2 separate regions of the Mus musculus genome follow, and region 1 is linked to region 2. The links are chromatin contacts, found by POLR2A ChIA-PET in ENCODE. All regions are on one chromosome and are shown on one strand. Each heading gives the region's core, a stretch centred on a gene start or an enhancer-like site at or near the end of the contact. The rest is flanking DNA. Distances are from core to core; before and after follow the strand shown.

Region 1 (6,920 bases), core at 3,125-5,624, 92 kb before region 2:
ACACCACAGACATTGTGAGAAAAAATTTGATTTTTCTTGTATATAGAAAATGAATATTTTCACCACTGCATGTGTCCTCAGTAGCAAGGACAATGACCTAACACAGGTACTTAAAAACTAGGGCCTGATCAAACCAGTGGCCGAACTCTACCAATAGCCTACTATCTAGCCTCCTCTCCCATCACATAGCAAACTGCTGTATGATTAACTCAGATAAATCTTAGTTGAACAGCAGGATCAGACAAGAATGTAAAATATGTATACGTGATGCAAATACAGATTCAGCTACTGCCTTTGCTCTGCTGTGTCTCCAAGTGGCTCTGCCACACTCTACAAAAGCTATACAGGGCTCAACATCTTCTCTATTGGCACAAGGAGATGGCCTTTCACTAAGGCCAGGTGGTGGTGGTGCATGCCTTTGGCAGACAGAGGCAGAGGAGGCAGAGGCAGAGGCAGAGGCAGAGGCAGAGGCAGAGGCAGAGGCAGAGGCAGAGGCAGAGGCAGAGGCAGAGGCAGAGGCAGAGGCAGAGGCAGAGGCAGAGGCAGAGGCAGAGGCAGAGGCAGGCAGATCTCTGAATTAGAAGGCACCCTGGTCTACATAGCAAGTTCCAGGACAACCAGGGCTACATAGAGAAACCCTGTCCTCAAAATCAGAACCAAACAACAACAATAAAAATGAAAGGCTGAATATAAGTATAAATGAGAGGAGGCAGAAGCAGGTGGATCTCTGTGAGTTTGAGGATAGCCTGGTCTACAGACAAGTTCTAGGTCTGTCGGGGCTACACAGAGAAACCCTGTCCAAAACAAACAAACAAAAACAAACAGAAAAAAAATCCAACTATCAACACTGATGCCAATCTGCAGACTCTCTCTCCTTTGATCAAGAGGAGAAGTCTCTTTACTCAGGAGGAAGTTTCTCTAGACCCAGCCCTTCCCAGTCCTTTCCATATGTACTGTTCCCCACCCCCTCCTCTGACCCCACCCTCTGTACCATCTGACCTATGGTGCTGTATCTACCACCCTGTCACCTTCTCCACAGAAACACCCTTCTTCAAGGGTCAACAATTACTAACTCCCCTTCCTCCCCATTCCTGTCTCCAACCCTTTATGTTCTTGCCTCTCCTCCAGTGTCCATTGAAACTGGTTATTGACCTATGACCTCTGTGGCTTCTAGAAGGATCTTTCCAGCCCTCATCTTTTTTTTTTCTTTTTCTTTTTCTTTTTCTTTTTCTTTTTTTTTTTTTTTTTTTTTTGGTTCCTGAGACACTTCTGGCACCGTAACTCTGAAACCCCACCAATACTTCTCCATCCTGTAGGCCAACTCCATCCGGTTTAACTCCGGTCTCTGGCTGTTACACTTTCCTTCTCTGCTCAGGCTTCTCAAGAGAGTATCTTTTTGTTTGTTTTATTTTTTTTAACTATTTTTATTTTATGTGCATTGGTGCATGCATGTCTGTGTGAGGACGTCAGAGCCAGGAGTTACAGACACTTATGAGCTACCAAGTGGGTGCTGGGAATTGAACTCAAGACCTCTGAAAGACCAGTCAATGCTCTTAACCACTAAGCCATCTATCTCTCCAGTCCCTCATGTCTTACTCTTATATTCACAGGGCAGGCGGCTTTTCTACTACACTTTTAAACAGCACATAAGCCGTGTAGCTCCTAGACATACATTTTCAACCCTACCTTCTCAAGCCTGCATAACACACAATCATTTAAAGATTTCAGAGGCACCACACAAGCACCTACATAATTGATGTCAACATCTTTCTGTTCAAACCTGCTTCCTTAAGATGCTCCATTTCAGTAATGGTGTTAATTGAACCCCCGGAAATCCAGGAGTCTATCTTGTATTTATCCATTTCCTTATACCCATGTGGAGTCAGGCATCAAATCCCACTGCCTGGTCCTTTGCATCCTTCTCAAACTCGCATCTTATCACCTGTCACTGATGTCGGTTACTCTTCTGTTCATCACCTGCCCACCGGTTGACTACTGCACCTGCTTCCCAATGACCACTGCACTTGCCTCCCAGCAGGTGCCCTTCTGTCTCGCTCCCAGCCTAGCCAGTCCACTGCTCCATGTGATTTCTTCCCTTTTCTTTTTCAAGCCAGAAGAGCCTCTATTTATTGGTCACCAATTCTGTAATAGGAGTCTCTGAACATTGACAAATGTAATCTTTTAATATTAGCACACACTAACTATACAAAACAGGCTTCATCGTGATAGCACAGAGAACTCCGACCATATTTCCCCGCCCCCCAACCCTGTTATCCTCTCTCATTCCTCTTCCAATTAGTCCCCTTTCTACGTTCATGTCTCATTCCCACTTGCTTTGTTAGGGGTCAAACTCAGGCTAGGCAAGTTCAACCCCTTAGATACTGTCTCACATCCTTAAATATAAGAGTAGATTTTACATATGCCACATCTGCCTTTCTGAATCTGCCTCATCTGTCTTATTATGTTGCATCCAACTCCTGGAAAATATAACTGTCCTTTATGACTAAATGATACTTGGTTGTTTATGTCTCTCACATATAGCCATTCATGTGGGCAGATACCTAGGCTATTTTTTTTTAAATTGGGGACTGTGATTATCAGAGCCATAGTAAATACCTACATGTGTAGGCATCCTTCTGCTAACTCAATTCCTTTGGGTATCCAGGACTTCCACAGCAAGCTATCTTGAGACTCTAATTTCTCTTTCACTGCAGCTACATGCAGCTATTCATAGTTGTCAAGGATATAATCAAAGTACGTGTCTAGCAGCAGTGACTTATTTACAATTAACTCAATGGAGCTGAGCATATGATACTCGTAAGACCAATCCCATAAATGTTAACAGCATCCTCTCTTGATCAAGTTTATCCACATAGGCCACCAGTTTTGGTTTTTGAGACAGTGTCTCATATAATTTAGACTAGTCTCGACCTTGCTATGTAGTCAAGCCTGTAGGCCCTCGATTTGGCTTATACTTATACACTGAACACACATTTACTGAAAGACATGTCACAGCTGTGTGTGATTTCTAACACTCTGTGACACTCTAGTACTTGAAGTCTCGTGATTCCCAACAGCTCTGTGATGGCTCCTAGCCCACTAACACAATGCTCACAGCATTCAGCCACCGAGGTCGTCTCTAGCACCAGTCTGAGTGTCGCTGTTTCGCACTGACATTCGACTTTTCTGGAGTTAGCAGTTCTCCAGGATGCTCTGTCTCTCCTTCGAATGTATCTGCACCTACTGCTTCCTATCCCCAGTAGCTGATATTTCTTTCCTTCTTTCTAACTTCACACACACAAACACACACACGCACACCTTTTTCACGTGTCTCAGGTAACTCAACAGATGTCACTCACTTTCTTTTAGAAACCCCTCCTTTATGCCCCTATTCTTGGGCACTCTACCTATGACTCCACCACAGTGCATGTGCCTCTGAGGGAAGTGCATTTTGGTTTTTGTTATGTCTGTGGGTTTGGTTGTTTGTTTGTAAACAGATTCTCATAGCTCAGGCAGGCTGAGAGTTCCTGGTCGTCCCCTTCACCCACCAAATATGAGGATCAGTTGTGCTACCCACTAAGTGACTGATGCAGGGGCTGGCCTGTCTTCCTTACTAAGCTAACCGGACAGTAACTATATCTAAATTGAGGCTATGTTTTCTCAGTGTTTCCCAGCATGCCTGGCACATAAGCCGCAAATATTGAAGAAAAGGAAATTCTTTGGTGTTGTTATCAAGCTCAAATTACCACTTAATTCGCTTTATTGTGCATCTCTTCAAATATCCCAAATACTCAGACTAGGAAAAAGATGGTGTATATTTCCACTGAACATAACTAAACACACACACGTATACAAATGTGTTCTTGCATCAGCCAGAGGCCAGAGGTACCATGAAGACTTGCTTGAAGTATGACCTGGTGTCTTTCAGAGATTTTCTTCCATTCTACCTCTCATCTGTCTTTGGAGTACACATGCCAAGCCAAGACAAAAGGGTAGCTTGGTGGAACCCTGACTATTATTATATTTCCCCATCATTTATATTCCCCATCACTGCTTTGACAGACCTTGTTCTACATTAGAGCTCAGTTCCCTTCCCTCTGCTCAAAACCACTTCCAAAACGTTATCAGACGCAAATAGCGGACCTAGGAGACAGGCAGAAAACAGATTTCTTTGATACTTGGTGATCTCATCAGAGTTAGGTTACCAAGAATTTCCTGCAGGCCCCACTGGGAATTTGCTGAGGAAACCTCAATGTACCTTAGAAGCCCACAGATTTCCCAAATGTTTGTCTTCGTCGCGTAAGGCAGGGTTCGAGAAAGTTTCCTGAGGCTGAAGCATGTTTAAAGGCCCAGAGACGCACGCTTACTCCCTGGAGACTAGTGCAGCCTCAGCACGACCTGGTTCGCAGAGGATCCCGGGTCCCAATTGTTTGGAACGCCCAATTTTTAGTTGCTAGGCAGCTATCCCTCCAGTTATGACAGATGTATTCTGATGCGCCACCTGGCGGTTCAACTAAGAAGGCTCCTTGAGAGGAGGCTGCTGTGAATGGAGGGAAGGCGACCTGGATACGCACTCTGGAGCCTCTGTTGGAAAACGCTGGCTTCCCAAGGCATGGGATTTCTGCGAAAGCTGACGAAAGAAACACTAAAAGATGACCCAAATGTTTCCTTCTCGCTTTCACCTAAAAGAGAGCTTCCCCATTTTCAAATCAACGAGAGTAAGAGAATGTCAATATATATATATATATATATATATATATATATATATATATATATATATATATATATATATATATATCTCAAAGATCTCACGTGTCCTACTTGCAAAACTGTCGATTAGGTCACACTCCTTGCTGTTTAACTATGCAGACGTCATGGTTGCTCACTGAGACGGCTGTAAAAACGTGGATGGATTTGGTGGGGAGGAAGGATGGAACTAGTTTTTGCAGTTAGTGCTGGGGCCACTCTAGGAGACCATCCCTGGAAGATAACGAAGACGCCTGTCTTCCCCTAATCGTTTTACATGCCATGTTTACAAAATAAGATATGCTTAGAAATAGCCCCCTGCCCGGAAGAGTAATAGGTGCGAAATGAGCTGCTGCAGATGTTTTGGAGGGTTTCTCTACTGCGTGCTTTACGTAAGCCTGTTCGGTTAGTTGCAAACCCTGGCTCGTGCACTCCCACGCCGCGCGCCAGCGGTGGCGGCTGCCATGGAGACCGGCAGGTGAGCCGCACAGGCGCGCGTGGTCCCTGCCCCACCCGCGCTGAGCGAAGAGGATGCGGTTGTCAAGGCGACATGGATAGGAGGAGGAGAGGACCGAGGGAGGAAGAAGGATGGGCTGCCTTGGCGTAGCCGCAGGGAGGTGACTGAAGCGAGTCCAGCCCCTTGCATCCTCCCCCTGTGTACCTCCCTCCTCTTTTTTTTTTTTTTTTTTTTTTTCCTCCTCTGCCAGCATAAGCAGCCACCGCAGCACCTGAGCCGCTACTGCCGCTGGCTCAGGACAGCGCTATGGCAGAGCCTGGTCACAACCCCCATCCTTCTGCCAGAGACGGAGGAAAAACTGAAAGGCGCACACCCCGGCTTCTGTGGCTGTTGCTTTGGGCTGGGACCACCTTCCAGGTGACCCTGGGAACCGGACCCGAGCTTCACGCCTGCAAAGAGGTACTGTCCACTCCACCCCCTTGACCTGATCTCACTTTGGGAAAAAAAAAAAAAAAAAAAAAAAAGAGCTAAAAAGCCTAGATCCAGATAGAGACCTTGGAGATCCAGTCACAGTTTCAGGGGCCATAGAGTTCAATTTTTTTCTAGGGATGAGTAGGAGCTGGAGCGAGGGAAGCAGGCTGGTGTCGTCATGGGGGAGGCCAGCCCATCGGAGGACTCCTAAAATAGATCACCCTCAGGAGCTCTCAGCAGCTCTGGCTCAGGGAGTAAGGTCCGAAAGAGTGACAGTTCTCAGAAAGAAAGAGAAAGAAGACAGTAGCTGCTTCCCAGATGGGTGAAATTACCTAGAGAGTGATTGGAAACATCGAGAGACCAAACAGAAAGAGGAAAGGAGGGAACTGGGATAAAAGTAAAGTTAAGGACTGGTAGTAGACTGGGGTCAGAAGCCCTTGGGTCTGAGGGTGGGAAGCTCGGGAGACCAGCCGTAGGATCCTACCTAGTAAGTGCCCTCTGTGTTAACATCCAGTTGCTCGCAGCTGCTGGCTGAGGCCCTCCTGGAACGCTTTGCCTGTTCCCTTGCACACTTTGGTTAGTGTTTAGCACATGTCCCACCTTCTCTAGATTTTGAATTCTACAACATATCCCCCCCCACTCTTTCCTTTGAACTTATGTTAGCATATGCCACAAGTCCTTTTCAAGGTGTCTCTAAAATGTTAACAACATAATTCACAAAAGAGGTAGTGAATGTCTTCTAACAACCACAACAACAAAAATGATTTTGAAAATTGGTTTTTGGGGGGACATATGACAAGACAATAGGAATACCAAAGTTAAATAGTTTTGGTATTAGTGAAATAACGATATTTGGTTTGTGCTGTAAGTGACTTAAAAACATATGGTAGAGACAACATTGAAATATTTACAAAAAGTATATTGGGGAAGGCAGAATAAAATTTATGCAGAATGTGAGAGATTTGAAAACATGTCAAAAGTCTAGCACTGTAGGGGAGATGCTAAATATCAAACCTAGCTAAGGTTTTGAGGGGTTAAAATAGTCCTTTAAGTCACCAGTGTTAATTAACAATGCCAGTGCAGTCCCATAAATACAATTATGGAGGGTCCTAACCACTAGCCTATCTACAACATAGCAAATCACAAAAGAAGCAAGTGGGATTCATTAATATTTGAGTGGCCCATAGGTACTGGACTTGGTGTTGCATCCCTTTAATCGCCAGCACTTAGGAGGCAGAGGCAGGTG
Region 2 (7,197 bases), core at 1,710-4,209:
AGATTTTAATTGTATTACGTTTTTATTTATGTTATACTTGTTGGGGGTGTATGTGCAACATGGGAGTCAGTTCTTTCCTTCCAATTTCTGGAGCCCAGGGATTGAATGCGAGACTTTAAGGTTCCAGTCAAGCACCTTTCCCTGGTGCGTCATCTCACCAGCTAGCCTTAGCACAAGCATTTTTAAAGACAGGTAGCTATTTATTTATTTACTTATTTATTTATATTTTTCTTAAAAGACTATCTAGAATTACTTAGAAAGACTTATTTTTAATTAATTGATTTGTTAATTAACTTTGGTTTTCTTTTTTTTTAAAGATTGATTGATTGATTGATTTAATGTATGTGAGTACACTGTCCTCAGACACACCAGAAGAAGGTATCAGATCCTATTACAGATGGCTGTGAGCCACCATGTGGTTGCTGGGAATTGAACTCAGGACCTTTTGGAAGAGCAGTCAGTGCTCTTAACTGTGGGAAGCCACATGTGCCGTTGCAGAGTGGCACTGACTACTGCTGGCCACCACGCATAAGTTTGGACAAACAACCAATGTGTACATATGCAGTAAAGTTTTTTGCAAAGACACTGCCTGGCCCGGGCATGATAATGAGGCTTTGAGAGTATAACCAATCAGATGTGAGACATGCAAATGAGGAATAATAATGAGGCTCTGTGAGGTACAGAGAGAGAGAGTAGCCAATCAGATGAGGAACATGCAAATGAGGCTTAGTGCATAACCAATTCGGGTGTGAGACACGCCTCTCCTAGGCCTATATAAGCAGCACCAGTTCTGGGCTCCGGGTCTCTTAGCCTCTGCAATCAAGCTCTCCCAATAAACGTGTGCAGAAGGATCCTGTTGCAGCGTTGTTCTTGCTGGTCGAGTCTGGCGCGCAAGACTTAACCTCTGAGCCACCTCTCCAGATCCTTAACTTTTGGTTTTTCAAGACAGGGTTTCTCTGTGTAACCTTGGCTGACTTCGAACTTGCTCTGTAGACCAGGTTGGCCTCAAACTCATAGAGATCTGCCTATCTCTGCCTCCCCAGTACTGGGATTAAATTAGTAAGCCATCACTGCCCAGTAAATAATTTATTTTTATTTCATATGCACTGGTGGGGTTTGTCTGCATGCACGTCTGTTTGAGGGTGCCAGATCCACCGGAACTGGAGTAACACAGAGTTGTGAGCTGCCACCTGGGTGCTGGGAATTGAACCTTGGTCCTCTAAAAGAGAAGCCATCGGTCTTATCTGCTGAGCCATCTCTCCAGCCCAAAGAGAGGTATTTATAAACAATAATAAAACTAATAGAAAAAAAAAACCCTGGAGTTTGTTTTGTTTGTTTTTGAGAGGCCAGAATTTCAAAGTGATTTCTGGAATTACACTATAAAGGACTGATGCACTCCTTAGGCCCCACCTCTCAAAGCACCTGCCATTGTTTTCATACCTTAGATTACACGGATCTTACCCTCTCAGGGGTTCAGTGACCCCCAACACTTTGATGACAGTCTTCAAGTATTTTCTGCAAAGACTGCAGCTCTCTATCCTTAACATTTATTATTATAACTTCTCTTGGCTGCTTTCCATTTTCCAGCCGTCCGATTGCTAGATACTCAGGAAAGTGTTCTTTTTAGGAGAAGACACAGGAAGGGGAGAGCAGGTTTGTGGGTTCCGTGTTAGTTAATGTTTTCTACTGTGTGAGAGCAGTAGGTTTTTGGTTTGGTTGTATGTGTGTTTGGTTTTTGAGACAGATTCTCACTACACAGCTCTGGCTGGCTTGGAGTTCGGTATTTAGAACAGGCTGGCCTTGACTTTACAGAGCTCTCTACCTCCGATGTGATATAAAAGGCACCTACTACTAAGCCTGACTAGGTTTGGGTTTTTTGGAGACATGCTGGCCCTGAACTCATGCACCCGCTGCTCCCACTCACAAGGGATGCACATGGACATGCACTACCACATCTGGCCAAGAGAGGTAATTTCAAATGAGGTCTTCTCACTTTAAGAGTAACAGGTGTGTGTAGGTTGGGCTTGGTGGCACACCCCTTTGATACCAGAGACTCCCCAGGAAGAGGCAGGCATCTCTGTCTGAAGCCAGCCTGGTCTACATAGTGAGCTCCAGGACAGCCAGGCCTATAGATTCTATCTCAACAAACAAAACAAACAAACAGACAAAAAGAATAACTTGAACGTGTTGATAGAATAGCCTGGCAATGCTCAAATTACATAAACATAGAATAGTTTCAATCGTAAATATAAGCTACAACTTCTTGCAAAGGTCTATTGGATTTGGGTGAGGGATATGTGAGAAGAGAGGTGTGCTCATCTCATGGACTGTCTTCTGACACCCAACCCTTCTTCCCCTGGTTTTCAACACAAAACTGTAGCCAAAGCTGCAGGAGACCGGGAGGGGACAAGCTCAGATTATCCTGCCTCCTAGCCTCCCTCCAGTGTCTCTGTTTATTAAGTCCATCAGGGTCTCTAACCTTGTCCTTTTATCTCAGGGGGGCTTGGCAAAGGTTTGTTGCGGGAGGAAGGGGGTAGGGCTAGTATAAAAAGAAAAATAAAGGATGAAATGGCACACATCTTTAATCCCAACATTTTGTTTGAGGCTGGCCAGGTTTACATAGTTGCTAGTCAGAGCTACACTGTGAGACCCTGTATCAAAACAAAAAGCCCCAGGGCTCGAGAATCTTGAGGGTAGGTAACTGGGTGTGTGCTCTGTAATCAAGATAGAGGAAAACTGGCATCTGCAAAGTGCATTGTCTTCCAAGTCAGCTTCGGTCCACACCGAGATACTCCCTTCAACCAGAGGAACCTGAGGCATTCACGATTTCAGTGGGGGGCGATCAGAAGGCCTTTCAGTAAGGAGTTCAGCAGAGAAACAACCCGCATAAGGCTACCACGCCCTTTTCACTTCTCACCACTCCCTCTGGACCCTGCCTAACACTGCGGCTTCCGGCGAGCTAGGCGCCGCCCCCTCCCGGGCTGCCGGGTGCCTGCGCAGTGAGACCAGGTCAGCGCGCAGGCGCAGTGCATCGTCCACCCGCCGCTTACAGTCCTCTCTTAGTGTTAACTGGTGAGGTAGAAGGATGGTGCTGGACCTGGATTTGTTTCGGGTGGATAAAGGAGGGGACCCAGCCCTCATTCGAGAGACGCAGGAGAAGCGCTTCAAGGACCCGGGGCTGGTGGACCAGCTGGTGAAAGCAGACAGTGAGTGGCGACGATGTAAGTACCAGGAGCTCGCAGTATCCCTTGAATCCCTCATGGCTTCAGAGGTCACAGCTTACAGCTTTTGTCAGATGCTCCCGCGACTGGCCGGCTCTACCGGCTTGTCCGTAGAACAAGCTGGGAACCGGGCTTGTCCCCCTCTCCCTGCAGCTCCCGCGGCCTGGGTCCCTCCCCGCGCGTGCTCTATGCTGACTGCCGCCAGTGCTTTAGGAAGGAGCTGCACGCACGCACGCGCAGGGAGAGCTGTCAGGCCCTTGCGTAGCTACAGCAAGCCAGAGCTGGAGTTTTACTTGGGGGGCGGGCTGGGAATTAATTTTCTATACATTTTGGTCATTCTCAGTGTTTTATTCGTCTTTAGCAAACCCAGCGTAGTCCTCCGGGTTTTGCAGGGATCAAAGGCTGCTCTCTCAGACTGAGTGACTTCTGCAGCACCCTAGGATTACTCCACCCCAGTCGAACCATCTGGGGACTTTGGAGGCTACTCTTGACTAAATGCAGTGACCCTGAAATTTGGGGTGGCCACTTCTCCAACCCTGAAGGCATACCTTTAAGAATCAGGCTTTTCCGTGCTAGATCAGATAGGACGGAGGGGTGCTGTAAGGCAAGAAAAAGCTTGTAATTACTGAGGATGGTTGTGATTTGTGGTAGTTTTCTGGAAAAGACGTTGGCAGCGTAGAAGTGACCCATCGTCATTCAGGAAATTAAAAGAAGCTCTAGAATCCTCTGCCTCCCAAGTGATCACCTGGCAGACCGGATGTTGTCAGTGGCATGTGACTCGGGTAGTCTGATGCAATAGGTCTGCAACCAGCTGAGAACCTGGTTTATAAGAGCACTGCTAAGGCAATCCCACGATCCAAGAGTGTCTCCCTCCTACTCCCACCCTCCAAAATAAACAGGATTTCTTTCTCTCTGTAGCCCTGGCTATCCTGGAACTTGCTCTGTAGACCAGGCTGGCCTTGAACTCAGAGATCCACTTGCCTCTGCTTCGAGAGTGATCAAGGGTGTGTGCCACCATACCCATAGGGGTGTTTTGTGGACATGATTTTACTGTTAAAAAGCTTCTTTGGTATCAAAACATATTTGCTTAGCTGACAGTTGTGTACCTGTTCTGTATGTCTCAGGTACTCTAATAGGGTAATTTGTCAGAGTTTACACTTGGACCAAAAGTTTTGAATTGGTCTAAACTGAACTCCCCTTTTTTGTTTAAGATAAAGAATATTTGGGGGGTACCTGCCTTTAATCCCAGGACTCTAGGGGTCAGAAAGAGATAGATGTCCGAGATTGAGACTAGCCTGGTCTACATAGTGAGTTTCAGGCCAGTCAGTGCTACATAGTGAGAGCCTCTCTTGGAAGGAGATACTCTGAGATGGACTTGGTGGCATTCACATATTATCCTAACACAAGGTAGTCGGAGGCAGGAGGATATGCATTTCAAGGCCAGCAGACCCTGCCTCAAAAACAAAACACCTTGGTTCCGAGCACCTTGCCTTGAATCATAATCAGAAATAGCAAGATTTCTGTACCTATCTATTCTGACTAATGTGATTTTAAATATGTTAGTGGTCTCTTGCATAGAATGTGCACATATAGGAAATTTTGACCCTTACCTGAAGAGATATTGGTAGGTTCTTTAGGGATCAATAGTATAGACAGGCATTAAAGGACAACTTTAAAAAGTGAGCGTTTGTTTTCAAGATGAGGCCTGGCAATTTTGTCCAGGCTAGTGTAGAACTCAGTGGGCCCAAGTAGTCCTCTCCTCTCAGCTGGGGGTCCAGATCTGCCTCCACGCCTGGCTTTAAAGGTGGTGAGCACTAATCATACCAGGAACTATTGACAGTTATTTAAAAAGAGGACCAGAAGTTGGGAGAGAAGTTGGGCCCTGAGCAGAACTGGAGACGGGGTAGATGGATAAAAATCTTTTTAAAAGAAATGCATAGCGCCTGGAGAGATGGCTCAGTGGGTAAGAGCACTGACTTGCTCTTCCAGAGGTCCTGAGTTCAAATCGCAGCAACTACATGGTGCCTCACAACCATCAGTAATGGGATTTAATGCCCTCTTCTGGTAGACAGAGACAATGTACTCAGATGCATAAAATAAATAAATCTTTTTAAAAATGCATATAAAGGGAAGAGATTTTACTTTTTTCAAACAGGGTCTCATGTAGTCCCTTTGGAGTGAGGCTGGCCTTAAACTAATTCTGCTTCTCATGTCCATTATTCTGGAATTTCAAGTGTGTACCACCACAGCAGGCTTAAAGGTATGTGTGTGTGTGTGTGTGTGTGTGTGTGTGTTTGTGTTTGCAGTGTTTGAACCTAGGTTTTAGTACATGCTAGATAAGTATGCTACCACCGAGTTATGCATAACTAACTAACTTCCTTCCTTTCTTTCTTTGGAGCTAGGTTCTTGCTATGTTGCTTATTCTGTCTTTAAACTGGCAGTCTTGCTCTAGTGTCCCAAGCAGCTGGGAATATACTCACACACAGTCATGCTTCCTTATTTTCTAAATTTTATTTGAGACTGTCTCCTCTCATTACAGTGCAGCTCTGGCTGCCCTCAGACTCACGTGGTCCACCTTCCTCTGTGTTCGGGGATTAAAGGCCCCACACCCAGTTGTCAGTTTTAGGATCAGCAACACTTAATTCTGTAAAAGCAATTATGTATTTCAATGAGCTGAGCAGAAGGAGTTGGCTTTATAGATCCTGGTTGAAGACAGTAGAAATAAAGGCAAAAAGCAGATTGGTCACCTGAAGTTTCCCTGTCAGACAGTAGGATACAGTGGAACTTTAACATGGGCTGTATCCATTTTGATTTTTAGAATGGTGTGTTGGAGCTGGGTGCAGGAGCATAGTCTTAAAACGGTGGCCTCCTATAGTTTTTAAAGATCACGCACAGACATAAACTCATGTGCAAATACCCACAATGTTCCAGGCCTCGGCAGCACACCTCATCCTTGGTAAGAGTGTGACAGACATTTGTCCAGTGTATGAAGATCTGTGTCTAAGGTACTTCTAAAAATTACCATCTTTGTTATTGCTGGGCTGAGTGTTAAATCCAGGGCCTTTAATAGGCCAGGCCAGTACTGTGCCACTGGTCTATGTCCAGAGCCCTCTTCTTACTTTTTTCTAAGGAGAGAAAAATCAGCATTTTGGGTTTTGATTGGCTATGAGATGCATTAATGAACGTGATTATTGGAGTGGAGCAGCACAGAGGAAGCTGTCACTAGTGCCAGGCTGTCATTGTAAGGGACCAGTCCCTGGGGGTAAGCTGCTTCTCAGCCACCAGGTCTTCAGATCCATCTGAAGCCTTACTTTGAGATATTGATCTTCTGGCAAGCAGGAAACTTGAACTTGGCCCCATGTAGGGTTTCCCTCACATGTGCCTTATTCTGCAAGATGTTGCAGTTGTACATGATGATCTGGCCAGTGTGAGCCAGTGTGGTCCAGTGTGGTCCTGAGGCTTAGCATTGCACTCTGCATACCTATCTAGAATCTAGACAGGGGACATCATGAGGTTAGAGGCATGAATATCCATCAGATAACTCTCTTTCTCTTAGAGCAATCCAACAAATCACAGTTGCGTATACTCCCAAGGAGGGTGCTGTTTGCAGCCATTGCACACCAGGTCCCCATGATGGAAGATACCATGTTGGCTTAATTGGCTGTGAATATTTTAAAAATATTTATTTATCTTATGTGCATGTGCCTAAGTGTATATGTATATCCCATACATGAAGAGCTTGTGGAGGGTCTTGGGTCTCCTTAGAACCTGAGTTACGGGTGGTTGTGACTGCCCTGTGGGTGCTAGGAACTAAACCTGGGCTGTTCAGGAGCCGTGAGCCCTCTTTAACTGTTGAGCAGTCCCTCCAGCCCTATAGATACTTAATTAACAGGGTCTCCCTAAGGAACCAGAGTAGCCTTGAACCCACTCTGTATCCCAGGAAGACCTTGAACTTGTGATCTAACTGCCACAGTCT

What was found. ChIA-PET counts read pairs that join two places held with the same protein, here RNA polymerase II (POLR2A).
Region 1: POLR2A ChIA-PET joins it to region 2 with 50 read pairs in Patski. The contact joins the promoter of 1700013F07Rik here to the promoter of Sars in region 2. POLR2A ChIA-PET finds 5 or more read pairs at or near these places in 4 of 5 experiments (Patski and embryonic stem cell).

What each region holds. Positions count from the first base shown.
Region 1 is chr3:108,535,038-108,541,957 of GRCm38, reverse strand. It overlaps 1700013F07Rik (RIKEN cDNA 1700013F07 gene), which reads right to left and starts at 4,374. Exons shown (of 5, transcript NM_029314.1): 1 at 4,259-4,374. The coding sequence starts at 4,339. Elapor1 (endosome-lysosome associated apoptosis and autophagy regulator 1) reads left to right here and starts at 5,417. Exons shown (of 22, transcript NM_001346518.1): 1 at 5,417-5,662. The coding sequence starts at 5,510.
Region 2 is chr3:108,441,021-108,448,217 of GRCm38, reverse strand. It overlaps Sars (seryl-aminoacyl-tRNA synthetase), which reads left to right and starts at 2,959. Exons shown (of 11, transcript NM_001204979.1): 1 at 2,959-3,221. The coding sequence starts at 3,086. Gm22942 (a small nucleolar RNA gene) reads right to left here and starts at 6,888; the gene lies at 6,759-6,888.